Linked DNA regions of Mus musculus: region 1 is linked to region 2. A link is a loop called in an ENCODE intact Hi-C map of the cell type or tissue named here. Cell type or tissue: left cerebral cortex. All regions are shown on one strand. Each heading gives the region's core, and the rest is flanking DNA. Links, peaks and the distances in the headings are about the cores only.

What was found. Hi-C counts contacts between places; a loop is a spot of excess contacts. Peaks named below come from ENCODE experiments on the same cell type or tissue, not always from the same donor. Only the 100,000 strongest peaks of a DNase experiment are listed, where the experiment ranks them.
Region 1: a loop joins it to region 2, with 4 times the contacts of the local background. A loop is called at or near these places in 4 of 42 quality-filtered maps.

Annotation. Positions count from the first base shown.
Region 1 is chr10:30,083,118-30,094,682 of GRCm38, forward strand. It overlaps the pseudogene Gm8767. Among named protein-coding and RNA genes, the nearest start is that of Cenpw, 110 kb to the right of the region's middle. In left cerebral cortex, for the core only: a CTCF peak has its summit at 6,501; a DNase peak (open chromatin) is centred at 6,535; H3K4me3 peaks cover 251 bases.
Region 2 is chr10:29,533,393-29,544,712 of GRCm38, forward strand. It overlaps Rspo3 (R-spondin 3), which reads right to left and starts at 2,475. Exons shown (of 5, transcript NM_028351.3): 1 at 1,840-2,475. The coding sequence starts at 1,936. In left cerebral cortex, for the core only: no CTCF peak of the experiment used is centred there; DNase peaks (open chromatin) are centred at 242, 566, 978, 1,289 and 1 more place; H3K4me3 peaks cover 2,500 bases; H3K27ac peaks cover 919 bases.

The DNA.
Region 1 (11,565 bases), core at 5,358-7,857, 560 kb after region 2:
CAGTTACTGTTTTATTTTCTTTTTACTACAGTTATAATTCACATCTTATGATATAAGTCATGTGAGTGAGACACATGCCCTTATTGAAGAATAACTAGGATATGATCATTATGTTTGTGTGAAGTCCTTTCTGTCTGACAACACATACTTTAGGCATAACTACAGAGTCCTGCCAAGGCAAAGAGATGGCCCAGTGGGTGATGCTTACTTATAAGGGGAAAGAATACTTTAATGACAACACATAATGCAACCACCATGCACAGCATGCAGGGAAGTCTAATGTTTTTTAACCCTTTTGGATAATTTTTGCTGTCAATGGAATAGCTGTTCTCCAACAATCCTAAATTTCTGTCATGCATAGTTACAGAAATTCTGAGCATTTACATAAAGGAAAACTTTTACCTGAAAGTGTACCAAGTCATAGCAATTTTGAGCTCTTCCGTACACAGAATAAGATGAAAATACATATATGTGAAGGATAAAACAAATAGAAATATCTATCAGTTAATTGGATTATGGTTTATGATAATAAACTATAGGAATATTATATTTTTCTGTTGTAGTTGTCACAGTGAATTTGGATAGCACATGGTTTTACGCTCTGGGAAAAAATTGGGCCTGAATTGAACGGGAAGTTGAAATAAATGGTGGAATTGTACAGAATCGAGGTAATACTATTCTAAATTCAGATCAGCTGTAGTATAAGACTTGGTTGGCAGTTCAGAGTTTTGACACGCTTTGTCTTTGTACTAGAAGACATGCTGCTCCGCCGTCATTAGACCTTGTCAGCTCTACTCTGGGGCCCCCGTAGCTCAGTTTCCTGATGTGTAAGAAGAGCTGACTTGGAGATGTGGGGACGCTTTGTTATTGCAAAGCAAATCTATTTATCTTCTATGAAAACGGGCAAGCAGTGGAGCTTACGCTTTCATTCCTCTGCCACTCACACCCCACTTTCTTCATGAGGATGCAAGCACTTGGGAAAATACATCCCTGACACACCCCTGGTGTGAGCAAACACTAGAGTCATGTGAGGGCCTGCAAGGAAGGGTTACAGGAAAACTGAACAGAGTTTATCCTCTTCAATAGCAAGTGGGTAGGCAAGGGCCTGGAGTGTTGATGAAGCAGCCTTAGAACAGCTCTGGTTAGTAGGCATGGTTAGAGATGAAGAGAGATTCACTGGCTGCGGCTCCAGACTGGCCACTGGGGTATACTTTCCTTGACAAGCAAGTCTGTTGACCAGGGCTTGCTTGATGTACTCCTCCGGGGCTGCCTTCAGGTTCTCCTTTAGAGTAGAGGCCTGCAGGGCTCGGCCATAGGAGAAAGTCAAGGCCCATGGCTTCAGCAGTGAACACTTGTTGATAGCTTTGAAGTTGATGGATGCCTCTTCCTCACTCTGCCTTCCAGACAGGAAAGTGACCCCAGCGACAACGACAAAGTGCTGTGAACATTGTCATGGCAATCTCCTCACTGGAAAATTTCTGGGTGCAAGCATGGCCGGGCGTGACCATTTTGGGCTTCAGCAATGTGCCTTCCAGATAGACATGGTGGTTGCTCAGAGCCTTGTAGACAGCCGCAGTACCTTCTCAGTTACATAGTGGCAGTGCTTCAAGTCATGGTCCCCATCAGGGAGAATTTCAGGCTCCACAACGGGTACAATGCCATTCTGCTGGTAGATGCTGGCATAACGGGCCAGAACATTGGCATTTTTCCATGATGGTAAGGGCTGAGGGAGTATGTTCCCCAATCTTTAGCATACAGCACCACTTGGCAAAGTTGGCTCAATTCTTTTTATACTGGGCACAGCGTTCACACGGGCCATCTAGCCCTTTGGTAGTAATCTAGCCATTGGTTCCTGCCAGGGGAACCATACCCTTATCTTCCCCAATTGCCCACAACACCACCCTTGGGCTTGATAACTTGGGAGAAGGGATGTCCATCATCTGTCTTCTGGTACAGTGTCTCATGGAAGAGTATCACACTCCCATCCCCCAATCCCCAATGCAGGGATTCACATAGTCAGAGAAGTCAGCAGCAGCGGGCGGTAGAACTGCCTGTTCTCCTCGGTGTTCTGTGTGCCAATGGACTGCAAGAGCTTGGCAATGCTTCCAATGGACTCATCTGCAGCCAGGATGCCCTTGACAGGAGCCACAATCCAGTGAGTAATGTCAGATAGCTCCTTCTTCTGCTCCGGGGTCAGTGCTGGGTATGGGTAGGGCATGGTGCCAGTGGCAGCACTTTCCTGTGGTGCAGTGAAAGAAGCCACAGAGCCTTGTCAGCTCCAAGTTGAATATATACTAATTTATAATAGGGATAGACAGGGAGAGATGGACTAGAGAACGCTTGACAATTGTAGATAGACTATGCAGACTAGAGAAGTTCACTTGCCTTACCTAGACAATGGATAACTGCACTCCAAATTTACATAATGATGTAGAAATAAGTTCAGAGGTTCAAAGGATGCTTTCTGGGTTAAACTTCAAAGAATAAGGAGAAGAAAGAGCAAAGGAAAGTAAGTGAGAGGGGAAAAAGAACCTATTAGAGTTCAGTTGTCATGGGCAGTTTTACTGAAAGGAACAACGCAAAGACGCATCAGCTAAAAGAACAGAGCAAAACCAGGAAGCTAGTGAGTAGAGAAGAGACAGGTTCACAGGCATCACTCTGTAATGGAACACTTCCTATGTGGCCAGCATTCAGCTAAGGACTACTCAGAACCTGTAAACATCTAAAGGGTTGAGACTTTTCCAGAATAGACTAGCAATTGAATCAGTAGACAGGAAAAAGATTGTCCTTATTAATCAGAAGGGATGTGTGTCCTTCAACCCATTAAGATTTGGAATAGAATTATTTTAAGATATTTATCATCTCTCTATCTCTCTTTATCTCTCTTTCCATCCCTCTCCCTACTCTCTCTCCCATCCTCCCTCTGTCTACCTGTCTGTCTCTGTCTCTCTCTGCCCATCATCTTCTGCCCTAATATATCCCAGCCTTTTCTTTTCAGACCTACAGGCTCACATATCATTATAGAACTGGATTTCATCATTATCTAATTTACAAGTGGTCTATCAACTTCCACAATATATAAGCCAATTCTTATAGTAAATTTCCTCTTGTTATTCATATAAATATCTATTGTCTATCTGTTTGTTTGTCTATCTATCATCATCTATCTCCCATTAGTCTTGCTTCTCTGGAGAACCCTATCACAATTTTTGTCACTTATCAGAAACTCTTTTCATTAATTATTGAACTTTAATTCTAACTTCCCATTTCCATCTCTTCCTTTGCTAAATATTATACAAGTTTACTGAATATTCCATCTCACTTACTGAGTTGCAGCCCAGCTAAAGTTATGACCAAGCATATACCACTTTCAGGTTAACATGTATAAACAAATCTACGTATAGTCTGCTTGAGAGAATATTACCAAAGACAAAACCCCAGAGTTGCCCTGAATAACTAGAGCAAGGCTGAGAATTGAATAGTTGGAATAGAGAAGTCTTACTGAAGACCTCTACAAATGTGCTATGACAGGATTTTCCCTGTCCAATCATACTAAAATATTAGGGTAGTCGGAGGCCTGTGATTGGATTGGGAAAAGGGACATAGAGCTAAGAGTTGGACAGACAGAGAGCATCTCAGGAGAGAAGGAAGGCCAAGATTGAGGCTGATGGACAGGAAAAAAACCTTAACCAGCGTGGCATTAAATAGCCACAGGTAGTTATGATATCATAAAGGTTAGAATAATTTTGATAATTTGTCTAATTTAGGTGAGCAGCTTTTAACATTGTTAATTGGTTCTGAAATTATTGTATTAGAACATTGTGAATTGAGAATTTATTGAAAATAAATTCAAATAAAACTGTTTGGTTAATTATAAGTTTCTAGCCAGGCGGGGTGGCGCATGCCTTTAATCCCAGCACTTGGGAGGCAGAGGCAGGCGGATTTCTGAGTTGGAGGCCAGCCTGGTCTACAAAGTGAGTTCCAGAACAGCCAGGGCTCAACAGAGAAACCCTGTCTCGAAAAACCAAATAAATAAATAAATAAATAAATAAAAAATTATAAGTTTCTAGAGTTTTGGTTCTACCTGGTTGGTGCCCATGGCTGACAGTGGGGTGGACGGTCGTTGCGTGGGGCTGGCATGGCAGTGAAAGGAGCTCAGGCACTCCAGCCCCGGCAGATAGTTGGCAGGCAGAGTGTATCCTGGAGGGACCACACCATGCAGGGACAGAGAGTGGCTGGCAGTAGCATGGGAAGTATGCAAGTTCTTTTTAATATTTCCCACAACAATGCACTGCAATACTGTAGCAGGTAAGAAATAAATTCTGATGCTAATTTATTGATCTACAGTGAGAAAGTTCTCAGTTAATTTAGGATGATAACAAATTGTCACACTTGATTAATATTAATAGCCCATTAAAGCACCTGTTACGTTGTGGAAAGTTAAATAGGAACCACTAGCATGTCCCAGGTCCTAGGGAAATGAGAGGTTCCTAGCACCTGAAGGGAATGACATTAGCTGAAATACCCAACAGAGGGGAGACAGAAACTGAAGCAAACACTTCCAGTAGATAGGCATGTCCCCCAGTTGAGGGATGGGCAATCCACCCATTTCAAAAAATTTAACCCAGAATTATTCCTGTCTAAAGGAAACCCAGGGACAAAAAAAAAAATGAAGCAGAGACTGAAGGAAAGGTCATCCAGAGAATGCACCACCTTGGGATCCATCACACATGCAGACATCAAACTATTGCTGAAATGCTCACAGACAGGAGCCTAGTATGGCTGTCCTCTGAGAGGCTCAGCCAGCACCTGACTAAGACAGATGCAGATACTCACAGCCAACCATCGGACCGAGCCCAGGGACTACAGTAGACAAGTTAGGGGAAGGAATGTAGGAGCTGAAGGGGATTTAACCCCATAGGAAGAAAAACAGTATCAAATAACCTGACTACCCAGAGCTCCCAGGGACTAAACTTCCAACCAAAGAGTACACATGTAGGTACCTATGGCTCCAGCAACCTGTGCATCAGAAGATGGCCTTATCTGGCAATAATGGGAGGGGAGACATTTAGTCCTATGGAGGCTTGTTGCCCCACGGTAGGGGATGCTAGAGGAGTGAGGAGGAAGTTGTTGGTGGGTGGGTGATCACATTCTTAGAGGCAAAGGTGAAGGGGGATGGGATGGGGGTGGTTATGGAGGGGAGACTGGAAAGGGGGACATTTGAAATGTTAATAAATATCCAATTAATAAAAAGAAGACAAGTTTTATACTATAGACAATAAAAGTAAAAGAGCCAGTCACAAGTTCATGATGGACATAGCCCCATTTAACTGTTACAAAGTTCAGGGAAAGTACAGGAGGTAGCTCCTCACTGCTTACACTGAACAGAACACTTGCTGGTCCCTCCCCTGGTTTGTATCTAAATTACAGAGAAAAGGAAATAAAACAGATATTCCTAATACTAATTAGTTTGGGTTATATAAACATTTAATACTCGCTTGTAATTTAAATACACAAAGATTCAAATCTATGGTCCTTATTTTAGGGGAGAGAACTTAACCACATATCAGTGCGAATTTTCTCTACTAAACTTCCTGACTCCCAGTTCATGCACCATTCTCAGTGAGGTACCAGATGGCTTATACTGTGCTCAGGAGAATAAGATAGCACTACCACTAATTCCAACTCATTCCATGTGGAAGATCTCTAGACATTTCAAATAATGACACGCAGATTGTGCAGGTACCCTCCACACAGTGTTTATTGTACAACAAAAACTGGCAAAAACAAAACAAAAACAAAAAAAAATAAAACAAAACCATTGCTCAGTGTTATCTATGCAAGATCAGTGTACGGACCCCTGGGTTACTCAGGAGACAAAGAAGTTCCAGAACAATGAGAAGCAGTGTTACTCCTTTCATGGGTAGCTCTAACAACATTTCGATAAATCCACATTTAATTATAAACTGTTGATGCAGCATCATGCATCCCTAAGCACTGGGCGTCTCTAAGATCCCTGTTAGAGTTGTGTAATACTAATTTCCCAAGTGTTCTTATCTATCTGAGCTCATGTTGTTACAACTTGGTCCCTCAGTCAAGGAGTTCTGAGAAGACCTTGTCTAGCAGTTTCCAGGTCTAGCAAGAAAAGCCGATATGAATAAGAGTCTCTGTGTTTCCTACATTTCGGGCTAGAACTTAGGAGGAAGAAAAAAAATGAACAGGATAAGATTAGAGTCTCTTTGAGTGATCAGAACTCTGGCTCTGATGATGGCATCAGTTACACATAAACGTCTATCTGTGTTCGTCTCATTTTCTACAGAGACTGGCTGAGTTACGACATCAGAAAAGCCTGCCTGCACACAGTGTCACAAGCTATCAACAGCCAGCTTCCTTATTTGTCCTTCTGCCCTTTGGCTCGGTCTCTTCTTCCTCTGTTCAATTATAACACAGACTTGGGCTCACTGCATAGTTCAATTCTAAACATGCTAGCACACTCTGCTGTACAGTGGCAACATCACAGCATAATACGCTGCACCTCCCCACCTCCGACACTGCTCTGCATCACAACACAGCTGTCTGTGCCAGATGACTAACTTGGAGTTTATGCCTATTCTTCCTTTGGTCTTGGCAACGACTCATCAGCTCCTTTTTTTTCCCTCACAAAATGATCATGAATTACAAGTATGTCCAACATTATTTTCTGGAAAGTTTTCCAATGTGATTCTTTAGCACTACAGAGGTGATCTGGAATACTTGTGCCTCTGTGTGTACCTAATATATTTTGTCTCCTGAATATGATATATTACCCATCAACCAAAATTCCAGTTTTAATCAATACTATATTAACCTGGTTTTTCTCCACCTCACAAAAACTCACTGGAGCATTTGTTAGTAGAAGCATATCATAGTTCTGGTACTTTAACTTAAAATGATCTAATCAAAATAGAAAAAAGTATCATTTTGAAAATCTCAACATATAAACAGTAATATCTTTCAAGTTTTACCTGCCAGACTATGAAAAGAAAGGAAGCCTTATCTGTTAATGATATTTGGCAAAAATGAGTAACTCATTCAGAAAATCTACTGAATTTTGTATGTTTAATATGAATGGATATCAGAAAATAACTTATGTAAAATGAATTAAGGTCATTTAAAGGCATGGAGCATCTGGAGTCTTCCTTCTTGCTTCTATACATCATATAGAGGAATGAAAAGTTAAAAAATGGCATGAGAGGTGGCAAGCTGATTTGTTCATTTGTTCTCCTCATGAGACACTGTTCCTAGATCTGAATGAACAATATTTTGTTTAAGGATCTTGTCATAGAACAGAGTACAATGGAATCCCTCCATAATGAAGCAACCATATACAGAACAAAGGCATGTCTGTATTTTATACGGAATGATTTCAACAATGGACTAAAAAATACGAACCCCAATCTACTGGCCTAGTAGACAGAAATGTTAATTGTATTGTACTTATTGATTCTTATTACATCGAGGACCACCAGTGGCCAGTGGTCTTGCTGTGGATATTAGTAAGGACTTCTGCTGTGGATATTAGTAAGGACTTCTGCTGTGGAGGTGTCTGTGCCAGGCAGTACCAATTTCAGCTGAATACAGTCATGGTCCACTTCTTCCCCCTTTATTTGTAGCATGGCATTATCATTTCCATTTTCTCACTTTCTTTATGAATGAAAAGTGCAGCACTAAAGAATAACTTCTAATTTTGAAATACTAATAACAAGTGTAACAAATTTACCATGATGACCTCAAAGTTACATTATTGGAATTGATAGAATTAGGATGCTAAGAAAACCAACAAAACAAAATCTAAATTTCAAGTTACTTATAATCAAAAGAGGCAATAGGAATGACAGTAATACTTAACCTGATTAGAAGTATTTAAAAATATGTACCTATGTGTGTATATTTGTGTGTATATTTGTGTGTTTAACATGATCCCTGGTTATATTATTTACATGCATAAAGTTGTTAAATAACAAAACTAATTTTTAAAATCCAACTAAGCCCTCGTCTGTGCAGTCCAAATGAGCCTTCTAAAGCAGTCTATTAGACTGAGAGGAGGCTAATCATTTCTATTTGTTCCCAGTTTGATGAAATTAAATAGCTGCCTTTTTTTTCAATTCTATGAACATACAGGTTTTAATTGAAATATTTAAATTAAGCAACTGAAAAGACCCATCCAAGCTAATGCTGAGAATATCTCACACTTGAAGCAATCAGAATATAGCTTACTGTCCACAAAATAATTATAAACTTCTTAAATCACAGGATTTACTCTTGACCTATAAAACTGAACCCAATATAGATAATCCTCAAAGAATAACAATTCTGGTCTGGTATCCCAGAAAGAATGCCACCTACTGACAGAGGAGATGACCAAGTTTAGTGGAAGTTAGATAGTTCTAAAAATACCAATCTTTCTTTATATGTATTGAATACATTTTGATAAGAATCTTGACCCCCCAGACAAATTGAACCATGAAAAATCAGCTCCTTGAGAGCTCCTGTCAGAGGCCAGTGATGGAGGGATCCTTGCAAATTCTTAATCTGTCTTTCTTTTTTTTTTCAGAGTGGGACAATATAGCTCTGCTGAAAGGAAGGTCGAGTTGCTGAACCCCCACAGTAGGTAACCCAGAAAGCAATCAAGCAAAGCTGGCAGGGAATAGACTCCAGCTGAAATATGCAGTGAGGTCTTTTCTCTCCCTCTGCAGGTACCACAGAGAAGAGGGGATTCTCAGGACTCTGGCTTAATTTCTCTGGCTACCACCTTAATCACATGCATCCCACAATTACTCTCTTCCTTCCTTCCTTCCTTTCTTTCTTTCTTCCTTCCTTTTATCTTCCTTCCTTTTATCTTTCTTTCTTTCTTTCTTTCTTTCTTTCTCTCTCTCTCTCTCTTTCTCTCTCTCTCTCTCTCTCTGTCTCTCTCTCTCTCTCTCTTTCTTTCTTTCTTTCTACTCCCCTTCTTCTGTCTGAGCTTTGTCCCACAGGCAGACTGTCTACACAGAGGGTAAGCTAGTTATCCAGCCACGTGAGAGAGCTCCTTGCCTGCACTGTGTTCTCCTATGCATTTTTTAAAATTTTCCCCTTTACTTGTTACCCCTCCCATTCCTACTATTAAAGAATATTGACTTTAGATTCTTTCCCAGCTAACACTGAGTTAAGCGAATTGCTTCATTTAATGAGATGCCTGTGTAGAAAAGCCTAGGAAGTCTATGAACCTAAACTGAATTAATACACACATAACTACAGACATCCCAGATAAAAGCCAGGATACCATAGAAGAATGCCCAAGGTAGCAGTGACCAGACTCCAACTTTTATATTTTCACAGGTGAGTCATTTGTAACTCTTTCCCTGCTCTGAGAACTTGACGGCTTTCCGTATCAGTATATGTCTGTCTAGTCTCCATAACTGTGCTCCTTAAGAAATCTCTAGTCCATCTAGTCAAGAAATGGTAACAAGAATAAATGTCTATAACTGTAAACTTTGGAGAAACAGGGAATCTATGCCCTTCCTTCCAACCTTGGTTATCTTTCCACTGTGCCATAAATATTTGTCTGTCTTTCTAAGTCCATAAAGAAACTGACAAAATAAATATTCAAAGGGCCCTGCTTGGAAAGTCATAGACATCTCTTGGTGTGTAAATCCAAGATTCGTTGGTTTCTAGTTCTGGAGCATCTGGAGGCATTGTGGAGGCAGTTTATGGTTGCCCTGGAGGTGCAAAACACCTCCAACCATGCAGAGGTGACCCCATCAGTAAAGTGTTAATTGGCGCTGAAGGGAGCCTCTTCTGGTCAATCCAGATGGAGAAGCAGATTTATCTTCCTAGATTGAAAATACCTCAAAAATGCCAAACCACCCTCTGAGAAGAATGGGATAGACGCTAGGCAGTAACAGATTGTCAATATCGTGAAAGGTTAAAGAGCAATCAAATGGCTTGTACTCCCCATTAACAATAATGAACAAAGCTAGGCTGTTCTTAAAGCACAAACGCAATTTAACTTTTGTTTTGCTTAATTTTGAAAGATAACTTAAATGTCCATTTCAGTCCTTTTGGGCTATGACCAAAGTACTAGAATATTTGCAGTACATTCAAGGATTGCAAATAAATCAGAAAGGAGGGTGGTGTGCATGTGCAGTTTAATTAATATTAGAACTTGGAAGTAGGAATCTCCTCTTTCAGAATATGGGTATGCCTCAGGAAGAGGTAGCAAAGTGTGTAAACTCTTCTAAAAGCATGCTGAGAATCAATGACTGGTAGTGTCTCAATTCTATATATGCTAATTTTTCATTCAATACCTAAATGCTCAGGTGTGGTGAATTTTATCAGATGTTTGCCACATCATAAAATTATACACAAAATGTGAGTTAAACAAATAAATAATAATAAATAACAAAGTGTGGGAAGTAGTTCTTGTTGATTACACAGAAATTGCAGCACTGGGATTTAAATAAGCAGAAGGTATGTACCTCTTCGAAATTTGAAAATACATTTTCCACTGAGAGAAATGTAAGCTGGTCATTGTGGCAGAAGCTTAACTGTAACAATTGTAACTATGATTTGTTTTTCTTCAGTCCCTGTACTTGGTGTCTTCTGCATATTGTTGCAATCTCTACCTTCACAGTCACTCTACACAGTTGTGATTAATAATTGTATGTAACTACCTAAGTCTCTATAGGGGATAAACTCGAAATAAAATGTTTTTAATGTTGGTGTTCGTTATTCTGGATTACAGAGTAACATAATTTATGAAAGCATTTTAATTGTCTGCTGTTAGTTTTTTATTCATATATTTTTAACTTATTTTTAAATGATTCAGTAGTAAACACAAAATATATATCATTATACATGATGTTTTCAATAGTTTATATTTTACCATGCATAAATCATATATGTGTGTACATATATGATATATATCATATGCATACACATATACATGCACATCACATGCACATATACATATATATGTATATATATATATATATATATATATATATATATATATATATATATATCCTCAAGCATTTATCATTTTTCTGTGGTAAAAACTTTGCAAAATTATTTCAAAAATGTTGAGGGTGTGTGTGTATGTGTGTGTGTGTGTGTGTGTGTGTGTGTGTGTGTGTGTGTGTGTGTGTATTAATGTGTATGTGGGCGCACACACAAAAATCACCTAATGATTTTGGTACCAGATCTGGAGTCTGCATTTGTTGTCATCTATTTTCCCCTTATGTAAACATATGTTTAACATTTAGTTGCATGCTTTATATAATGCAATACCTACTCCAAAATTATGAACTCTGAAATCCTACAAATTATACATAGATATCCAAAATGATAAATGCTTGGATTTATATATCCAAAAGCATTCATTATTTTTTCTGTGGTAAAAACATTCGAAAGTGCTATTCTTCTACATTTCTGAAATATTATCTATAGTCATTCTACTGTGCAATAACACACTAAAATGTAATTTCTCTGTCTAACTTTATTTTAACACCAGACTGAACATGTGAAAAAGAAGCCACAAGCTTAATC
Region 2 (11,320 bases), core at 1-2,500:
GACCCTGCCCCACCCCGGCAAGTGTGTAGCTCCGGGGTCCGGGACACTACAGAATGGAGTAGACTGGGATAAGCCTATTGGCATGAGCTATGCGGGGCAAACAGCCGTGTTCTTCCTAGCTTCGCTTTCCTCACTGGCCCCGAAACTCAGTGCCCAGCGGACCAAGCTGGCCAGGAGTGGCGATGTGGCCCCCCAGGCTGCCGCTTCAGTATACCGCAGCAGCAGGGCCTGAGCGATAGAGTGGGTGGGAGGGTTCCAAAGAATACAAACCACTCAGAGGCCAAGAATAATAAATCGGATGCCCTGACATGTTTAGTTTAGGCTCTCCTGCGCTGAGAAGCGATCCTAGAGGCAATAGGGCCAACTCGGACTCCAAGCTTCTGGTATTCCCGCCCAGCCACGATTTTTAAAGGCAATTTTCAGGTGAATCAAACTTTGTCTGGCTTGGGCTAGAGGTACAAAGGGAGCTTTCAGGGGACCCTCACGTCCTGGGCCAGGACAGAGACAAACAGTGGAGAGAGGAGATTGCTAAATTTCCACCCCACACAAGTGGTCCTGTGTCCTAAGAGCTACCAACATCCCTGCCTCAAGGGTTTTGTGGGCTGGACACTTGGGAAAGAGATCTCATCTGGGAACCAGACAAGGTCATGGGCTGAACAACCCCCCAGATCCAAGCTACCAAAGCAATTGCTTTACTGGTTTTTTTCTGTTAGTTTTCCTTAGTAACTACCCCAGGGGGGCCAAGAGCCCTCGGTAGAGTCAGGGTTGTCCTTAGCTCTTCGAAAGGACAACCTTTGCGGGCACTGACAACAGCGTGCTGGGCCACCCGGGAACAAAAAGAGAAACCACCCTTACATCTGTTCCCGAATCTCTGAAAGATGCGGGCATGCCTTGCACCAATTTAGGTGGAGGCTGCCCTGAGGCATCCATTTAATTCCAGCAAAGGCACAGTTTCACACAGCCAGGACATAATACTCTCCTGTGTAATAGACTGAAGAGCAGAGAGGAGATGTGCTGGGGGAACCCGACTCTCAGTATGCGCCTGTCTCAGGGGACCCCCTTTAAAGAGTCTGAGGTGGCCAGAGCATTCACGTGGGGACAGGCAAGGCGTGAAAGTGACTGAAGTTCGGAACCTCTGGAGTTCCTCTGACTTCCAACCCCAGAGGATGGGACATGGGGCAACTCAGCAGACAGTCGTGGAAGCCCTGGCGCCTCAGCGCCACTCCACTCGTGCGCTTCGTGGGAAGCTGCAGCGCGGGAGCTTGCTCACTGTCCCTTGGGCCCGCCCCAGGTTGATTGACTAGACTACCATAAAACAACCTAGGGGGAGGGGCAGCCAAGGTTCCCGGAGCCAGGCGGGAATTTGGGATGATCCCAGTCTCCTTGCCTGCCATTATCAAACAACCCAAAGGCAGGGAGACCCAACTGCCTGGGGCTCTAGGCCTCCGTCGGAGCCTCAAAGGAAAGCACAAATCCCTACAGCGAATCTAGGAAAGAAAGAAAGATTTCCAGATCCTGATTTACAGGGGGGGGGGGGGGGGGGGGGGGGCAGACTAGCACCGGGTGCACCGACTCCAGTACTGGTTTGTGTACTGGAGTAGAAGAGCCAGTGCCCCGAGTTGCTATCTCCTGTGGGAGGCATAGGGTGTAGGTTGAAAAGACTGTTTCCTCCAGCAGCTGGGTCTGGGCAGGCAAAACCAGCTGACAGGTGAATGTGGTGGAAGGGAGCAAAGACATAACGCAAAGCAAAACCAAAACAACAACAACAAAAACAAACAACAACAATACCCCCTCCTCTCCCACTCCCCCCCCCAAAAAAAAAGAAAACCCCAAACTTACTTCTTCGCTGGCGCCTTCCTCGGGAGGCGTTTTGGCTGCCAATGTATTCCATAAAGTTCAAAATGATAAAAAAACAAGAAATCAGTCGCAAGTGCATAGTAACCCTGTAATGTTTCCCTTTTTTCTCTCCTTTTTCTTTTCACTGTTAGTTATATTTAATGTTTTTTTTTAAAGAAAAATATGTATGTAGGTGTTAGGCGAGTCTATACGAAGAGTAGAAAAACCAGAGCAGCGGGACTTCTCCACTGAGATCCAACAGGCGTGCTGTGATGGCAAGCGAAGCGGGACGGGTGGACCGGGAAACCAACAATTGCATTCTCAAATTGTCCGAACACAGCCGGCTGCTCTGGGGTGGCTGTCATCGCCGCGAGCGAAGGTTGCAGGAGCCTCCTGGCTGGCCGCAGGTTAGCCTCGGTTGCACAGCAGCGGCGGCTGCGGGCGGAATCCAGGCGAGCAGTGGCCCCTGGGGCTCAGAGGCTGCAGCGGCTGCGGCTGTGGCAGGGACCCCGGGAGCGCAGGGAAGCGGACGCCGTGGGTACCGCAGCCATGGTCAAGGGGCGCTGGAGAGACCCGAGCTGCTTCTGGCGTTCTGAGCAGGAGCCGCTCCAGTGTTGGGCCGGGCTAGGAGCACCCCATAGGGAAGGAGGAGGAGGGAGGGGGAGACGGGATGGCTGCGGGGGGCGGGGGGAGCTCGGGGACGGGGAGGAGCAACAACCCGGAGCGACCTCAATAACTTTCAATTTCAAGAGGGAAAGAGGGAGCTGGAAAAGTACAGGCGTTGCGATTTGGCAGATGGACGGGAAGAGGCGCCTAAGGGGTCCCGGGTCTGTGGCGGAGCATCTCTGGACTCAGCAAAGACGGCGGGAGAACGGGAGCAGGGTTGGGGGAGGGACAATTTGAACCCGGCAAGGTGGGCGCACTGGGGTTTGGTGGTTTCTGTCCCAGCTGTACCAAATACCCCAGACCCAATGCTTCTGTTGTCCTTGGCCTCTGGCAGATCTAACCACATAGTAGTGGCCATGTCCTTCAGTTCTTCAGAGACCCTGCCTCACTCCAGCAACTGCTCTTGGGAAGTTCACCACTCGACTCTCTTGTTCCTAATTTCTTGGGATTTCTGGATACAGATGCCCTCTCAACTCTTAGCCTTTCTCAGTGTCTCTCTGTTGCTTTAACCCTCCCCTCCCCCCCAACTCCCTCCCCCCCCTTTTTCCAGGGAAAGTAGCTGTGGTTGTGTTGTGTGGTCTCAAGGGGCTTAGGTGGGAGTTTACCCTTCAACTTGAAGGTGCTTTACCTGATCCTAAGGGGAGGACCCAGAGGTGTGAGCTCTCTGGGTAACCTGGATGGAAAAGCAATTGTACTGTGGCTTTCTTCCAAGCCCAGCCTTTGCTCTGCAAGATCCCCCCTCCCTCAGGCACTTCCCTAAGTAGTCACTGTTAAAGAGTGTTAATCTCTCTCTCTCTCTCTCTCTCTCTCTCTCTCTCTCTCTCTCTCTCTCATCTTCTTATGCTGTTGAGAGGATCTGTTGTACATTCTGGTTTCTCATCTGGGGGACTGAGAATACTATGTGGAAAGATTGTCTCCATTTGGTGATAATGAGTAAAGGTCCATTTCCATTTCTTGCTTCTGTTTCCAGAGCAAGGGGAGTGGGAGTAGAGGGCTCTTGGCAGTAGAGAGAGAGAGAGAGAGAGAGAGAGAGAGAGAGAGAGAGAGAGAATCAGGTTCTCAGGTTAAACCACTACCAGGGAAAAGACCAGGCCCTGGGATGACTTCCGCTGTTGGGCATCCTACCTCTTCTTCTGTAGCACAGACACTTATAGTTACTGAATTGTTTTGTTGGAGGTCACAAGCCTCAAAGCATTTTTAATGTAAACCTGTCCTAAGGGTGCTGATGAGTATTCTGAAGGATTCTTTTGTAATGCTAAAGCTTTATGCAGCATTGGATTACAGGCAGGCCACTTTGAAACCAACTGAGATTTGCAGGAGTGCCTTCAATGTATGCGTTGATAAGTTAGAGGAGAAGCAAATGCCACAGCTCCTGCCTGTCTCATTGAAAAGCACCCCAGGTTCCAGGTCTCTGGAGCCTGTTATGTAGCCCAAGATTGGGGCTGAGATGGAATGGCCTGGATACAAAAGTCAGGAGACCTCGAATAGTTTTTCTTTGCAAAGCTTTAAAACACAGAATCTGAGATGCTGGCCTTTTGTTGCTAAGTCATTATTAAATGTTTTGCCTACTTTTACTGGAAGTTTGAAAACAGGCATACTATTCTCTAAGTATGAAGAAAGCAGTGACCCTTTCAGAGTATGATTTGTCTTACTTGGTTTTAAGAATTCCCATTTACACACAGATTCTTTTTCTGGAATAAAACTTCTGGACAGTAGCAGGAGCTGCATGAGATGCACAAGGGTGCATACCCACACAAACACACACACATACCCAGAGAGAGAGAGACAGACAGACAGACACACACACACACAGGAAAAGAGAGAGAGAGAGAGAGAGAGAGAGAGAGAGAGAAGAGAGAGAGAGAGAGAGAGAGATGGAGGAGAGAACACACAGTCTACTGATAAATGACAATTTATCACTCTGAACTAGGGAAGTTGCAGATGCCCACCCAATTCCAACAATGACTATCTGGTGAAAAAACCACTGTATTTCTTTGTGCCTGTCCCCATCAGCTTTTTGTTCCTTCTTGTTTAATACCTCAGATACAGAATATCGGCATCATCAACTGTGGGGGGCTTAAAAGCTATGGGAGGTTCCCTTTGAAAAGGACTCCAGAGACAGCCTTTCTAATCCAGGCTACTTGAGCTGGATAGGATGAGATTGCAAAAGGCATATAAAAAAGCAATTTGGTGGAACAGTTCAGGGAAATGAGCACAATGACGGACACCCACTTCTCTTCTCCCCGTGTGCTCTGCAGACATATGTTCTTTAGGATGAGAACAGGAATGGCAGGGTAAGTAAATAAACAAACCCACTGAGCAGCTAAGGTTCTTGATCCATCCCAGAAAAGAAGTGTTAGATGCAGTGGGCAGGAAAAGCTTGTCAAGGAACAAGCACCATTCAGAGGAAACATAAGGAAAACATTAAATAAATTGGGAGAACATTCTTTCTTTCTTGACACCCTTCTTTAGAATAACTCCTTTTTTTTTCCCCCGTTTTGGTCCATGTTACCTTAGTATTAAATGTGTGTTTACTTGCCTGTCTGTGTCTTACATTCCCTCAACTGTTCCAGAAGCTTACAGAAGGCATGCCATAGACTATTTTGTGCAATAAAGCACCTAGTTTTCCAATTCAGCAAAGATTAAAATAATGTTCATAGAAGCTGACAGTGCCTCACTGAACCGCCATACTAAAACAACTTAGAAGCCACGGGTGTAGCGCAAAGTTGGAAATTTTCTTATGATTTTACATTTGTCACATCATGCTAGGATTAAGAGTTGGAGACTCAGGGTAAAAGAATAGTGTGGGTTTGGATAAACATGGAGAGATAAACATATCCAAAATGTGGCTGCAATTTCTCATCTTTCCACACTGCCTCCCTCAACCAGGCAAAGGCAACAGTAAGAAGTTATTTTTATCCACTGCAGCAGGAGCACTTTAAGGAACAAACATGATTGTCACATTGTTGAATCCATATAGCAAATATGTGGAAGGGAGCTTGCTCCAGAAAAAGAGAGAGCAGACTTAAGACTTTGGAATGGGGTACAGCTTGTAGTGATGAGAGATGTTTGGCAAAGTTGGAACTGACATCAGTCACTATGCCATAGAGCTAATATGCAGATTCAGAAAATGCTCTGTTCGCCAGTTGCCCGGATCTGGATGCATGTGAGTGAGTAAATCAAACAGGGTACTGCTGGCAAAGTCTGTGTTACTAATGTAGTCAGAAACCATCTCAGGAGCATGGAGCAGATAGATTATTTAAAAGCCATTGAAATTAGTAGATGGAGTCTAACCACCCTTTTACACAAAGATAGGATTACTAGACCAATGTAAGAAGTGATTCGCATTAACAAAATAAGAAAATGGAAATCTTGAATAGATAGACAGAGGACTGTCTGTCAACAGTTAAGAATGTTTTTCCTTCTCTATGAAGTTATGGGACATTTATAAAACCGTGTTGAACATTGTCTGGTGTGTTTTTATTTCAAAACTAATTTCTCTCATGGCATCATTTAACTAAATACCCAGCAGTATTCATTGTAACACCTTAGGATATTTTGCTGGATTATAGGGTTTTTACTTTTAAGGTACAGGCTTAGAAATCTGGGCACCATGGCAAGTCCTGCCTCTGCATCTTTATTGCTTCCCAGATTTCTTTATTTGAAGAATGAAATTCAACCAAGTAATTTCCAAAGACTCTGAATGTACTGACTATAATAACAATACCTTCAAGAAAGGGAGAGAGACAGGCTTGTAATTCCAAATGTTGAAGCTATTTCTAGCTGTATGACATCACACTTCGCACTTACAGACTTGTGTTTAACTGAATAGGTCCAGATTTAGAAATCTGCTTTTGAATGCGTCACTCTGCTGGAAATGTCTAGCTTCTTACAGGAATCCTAAAGGACTCTGGTCTAGCAAAGATAAACCCAGGACTAGTTTATCTGCCTCTGTATCTGCAGACTTTGAGATCCCAAGCAAGTGTACATTTTAACCTCCCAATTCTGGGCATACTCCTATAAAAAGCTGAGATATGAACTGCTATATCTCATGGAGACACCCATCTGGTTCAGTTTGATTTGTGGATCTTACCATGGGAGGGGGGTGGTAAGGACGGACTCTAAGGAGTAGGGTTTTTTGTTTTGTTTTGTTTTTTAATTTCATGTCACTTTAGTTTTTCAGAGAAAAGACAGAAGAAAAAAAGCTTTAATTTTTCCCCTTTGTGTCTCTCTTTTTATAGGGTTGTATATCCATGTTTCCATTGCCCCTGGAGACTCTTCAGAAGGTTCACAGTGTAGCCTGAGTGACTGTGCTAGCACCTTTAGGTTGAGGAATTGCTATCAAAGACCTGGAAGTATTATGGTATATGGAGGACTATAGAAGAGGGGTTGTTAATGAGAAAATGTTATACTGGCACATACCACCCTAGAACAGATCTCAGAGCACACGGTTTCCAGGAGGAGACATCTGGGACCAGAAAATCATTGCCACATATGGCCAGGCTCATGTAGAAAGTACCATTAATATTAACATTATCTCTAGGTCTGATTTTGGTACCATATTGGCCCCCAGGAAGTTGACTATTTTAAATTACATTACCAAAACTCTTTTCTACTGATTTCCAGTTAAATCAGTGCATAGGAGCAAAGGTTGTTTCTTCTCTCTTCCTGCTTTGGCATAGTTCTGGAAATTGGTGCGCTCTGCTGGGAATGGGCACGGCTTTGAGGAGCAGCATCTTTTCCATGGCTCCAGGTCATTCTCAATTAGGTTTTAATAGCAGAGAGGTATAGGATCTACCTACATTTTGAACCTAACAGTAGAAATACCTTCTAACTTCTACTAATCTCTGGGTGCATCAACATTTCTCATTGAATCCTTTTGCCTTGCCTATAGTAGTTATGCTTTTATTTGACAGTAACATTTTCTGGAGATCTCTCTTAAGTCCCTAAGTGACAGGAAATTGTCAAAGCTAGGCGGTCTGGTTGAAAACACTGGCATCCCTCCCATCTCGTTCCACTTTTCCTGAGGAACATCTGCTTATGAGGACTTAGCTGAGCATGGTGGCGCATCCATTAACTTCAACACAGTGGAAGCAGAAGCTGGAGGATCTCCATGAATTTGAAGTCTACCTGGGTTATGTAGAGAGTTCCAGGGTGGGAGGGAAATCCTACAGGTAACAAAATGAGCAGGCAACACAAATCAGATCAATGATGTCATGGGTTCAATCAGTGTCAGTTACCAGAATCACAATGGCAATAGCAAAGCAGAGTTCATGTCCAAAATTAAACCTAGGCAATAGGATGAGAGGGGACAAACAGGAAGGGAAAGAGCAAAGCAGCCAGGAAACAGCCGCAGCAAAAGTGAAAGCTGGCATTGGTTTTGAGGCATGTTTTCACGAAGACTTTCTCACTCCCCCTTACCCCTCTCACCTATAGGCTAATAATATCTCCTCCACCAGTGAGTAAAAGTACCTTATGACAAAGGGCAGGAAGCTGTAAGTCAGCCAGCTACTCATCTTACACAGAGTTAGTGGGTGCTTTCTACGAGTAATTCTACTTTAGAGACTGTACTGGCTGGTTTTGTCAACTTGACACAGCTGGAGTTATCACAGAGAAAGGAGCCCCTCTTGAGGAAATGCCTCCTGCCTCCGTGAGATCCAGCTGTAAGGCATTTTCTCAATTAGTGTCAAAAGGGGAAGGCCTGACCCATTGTGGCTTGTACTATCCCTAAGCTGGTAGTCCCAGGTTCTATAAGAAAGCAAACTGAACAAGCCAGAGGAAGAAATCCAGCTCCCCTCCAGGACCCCTGCATCAGTTCCTACCCAATGTGAGATCATGTCCTGACTTCTTTGGTGATGAACAGCAATTCGGAAGTATAAGCTGAATAAACCCTTTCCTCCCCAACTGGCCTCTTGGTCAGAATGTTTTGTGTAGGTATACAAACCCTGACTAAGACAGACAACAAAGTAGAGTCTCTGTGTATCATCTTTTAATCTATTAAAAGGGCTGATATTATGAGGTTTCTGTGTCTCTAACTGAAAGCAATGTTAGGGTTTAGATGAAACTTCAACAGTTTACAGAGAACGTGAGGCTGTTTTCTGCATGTTTTAGGAAGCATGTCTTTAGAGTAGCAGGTACCTTTAATGACAGAACAACAGCCTCTCCACCTATATATATCCTTCACTTATTCATTTGTTACTGCTATGCATTCGCATAGGAACTTTTGACCAACTGGCTATTCTTCTTTCAACATTGACTAAACAGTGTAGCAAATGCCACCTAGGTCCTAGAGACAAATAACTGAAAAGAATAGGATGCTGTCTTCATGAAGTTGCCCTCAGTGAAGGAGGCAGACAGATCAATCATTAAAGCTTCCATGTGATAAGTGATAAGAGCTATGCCTATGTATGCTATGGGAAGAAAGCTGTGGAAAGAGGGACAGTGTCTGCGGATCAGACAGGGTTTAGCATATAGATGATGAATTCTACTATAGATAGTGAAGGGTCCCTTTCTCTGCTTTACATGAACTTTGATTCAGTGCTGGAGAAAAAGCACTTCTTTTTCCTTATTTTATGGATGAAAAGGCTGTGGTTGGCTTCCTGTTTGCCAGGAAGGCAGCCATACTCCACTGGTGACATATCCCCATCCTCTGGCAATTGACCGTGTTCTGTTAACTGTGTGGGAGGACTGTTAAAGGTGATACACAGTGCTGGGGTCTCTATAGGTTAATGATTTGACCCATTTACTGTAGCTGGAGCAGAGTTCTATCATGTGGGGGAAAAAAGACCTCTCATCCATCCCTCCTCTTTCCTAGAAGTGTTTGAAGGAATTTAGAGCCACTGACAAAGAAATGGAAATTGATCTTCTTAGAGAGCTAATCTCCCCTATTCATGCTTTCTATTCCTCTGTGTAACTTTGCTTGTTACCTATGGCATGGTGCTTCCAGACAGGACATTGCACATCCATTATCAAAGTCTGCCCTGCTGAGTCTTATCCATTTAGTTTCCAGCTATCTACATGCCAGACGTTCCAGGCTTTGCCACTCTATCTTTGTTCCTGTTAGTGATAAGGGTTGGTTAACCCTTCTGATCTTTCCTTCTTTCTATCCACATAATCCATTCTATCCTGAGCATATTCTGTTTTCCCATGGGTCTGTGAGATGTGTCCATTATGGAGAATGAACAAGGATGATGTTTTGTTAGGGACGCTAGTCCATCTGTCACTCTTCCGTACTTGGCAGGTGGGGCTCAGCAAAAAATAATAGTATTTGGCAAGAAGAGAGAGGGAGCAAAGACTTCTCTTCCTAGGGAGCCTGAGTCAGTATCACATTGCTGTACAACAAACAACACCCAAGCAGAGTGGCTTAAATGCCAGATCTTTATGGTTTCTCACAACCTGATGTGAGAACTAGCTACCCTGACTTCCCACAGGCTCCTCAGGTGTGGCATCAGGTGGAGAATGGGAGACGGCAGATCTCTTTTAACAGATATTTATTTATCTTTAGAGTACAAGGCTGTCTAGGATCTAGAACTAGAAGCAGAAAAACTTCAAGGGGTGCCTTTAATGTCACTTTTATTCTATTTTTTGATTTTTGGCCTAAGCAAGTTATAGCACCAGGCTAAATTTCAAGGTTTACCCAGTAGATCCCATCAAGGTTTACTCAGTAGATACCAATCTTTGATAGGATGAGATAGAAAGAATTGTCAGCTGTCTTTAATATACTACAGAGCTAATGTACATAGTAACCTTTGCATGTGGTCATGCTTTTCATTTTTTTTTTGAACCATCAGAAAATTTGACATTGAGTAAATTGTAGTTTATACCATTTAGTTTCCAGTTATCTACATGCCAGACGTTCCAGACTTTGCCACTCCTTCTTTGTTCCTGTTAGTGATAAGGGTTGGTTAACCCTTCTGATCTTTCCTTCTTTCTATCCACATAATCCATTCTATCCTGAGCATATTCTGTTTTCCCATGGGTCTGTGAGATGTGTCCATTATGGAGAATGAACAAGGATGATGTTTTGTTACGGATGCTAGTCCATCTGTCACTCTTTGTTATTTATTTCTCACTTTATCTGATTGCCAACAGAGTTCTTTCATGGTCTAGATTAGTTCTTGTTCTGGATTGAGTTTCAGTTCTAGATTTAAGGCCTTAGAATAAAATAATATAACTTTGTGGTTTTGTGTTGTAGGTTCCCAAGCAAAGGAAATTATAGTTTGGAACTCAAGTGGAAAAAAACCTTCAATGCCACCTTATCTTGGGGGGCATTGTAAGGCTCTCCCTATAGAATTTTAGCCTGTGATTTCTTTCCTCTCTCCTTTTCTTGAGAGAAAGCTCCCTGTGGATAGGAGCCTCAATATGAATGTTTTCCTGCCAGGCAGACTTCCTTTTACCCACTAAAAGTCAATGTCAGACCTGAACATATTATGTTCTGTAACCTTGAAATTTAGGAAGGGTTACTTTTATTTAATAATAGATTTGCCTTAAGGGTTTAGGAAAGGAAACAAGGGAAGCTGTGACTTTACTCCCTCAGTACTACTTGATATTCTGACTTAATTGAGAGTTCATTACTGTGGTATTTATATTCAATAATTGAAGTGTTTACCACGCTAAAGGTAGTGGAGCCTAAAATGAGTAGTACTAAAGTCACATGCAATAGCCAACTTTATTCAGAGCATCAGACAATTTACATCCTGAGGCGTAAGAAAACCTTTGAAGAAGCTAAGGTCACAAAACTATTGTCCAGTTTTCTTGGCATTTTCTCACAAACACTCAAAATTCCCCCCACACAACTCCATTTTTGGATCATGTTCCA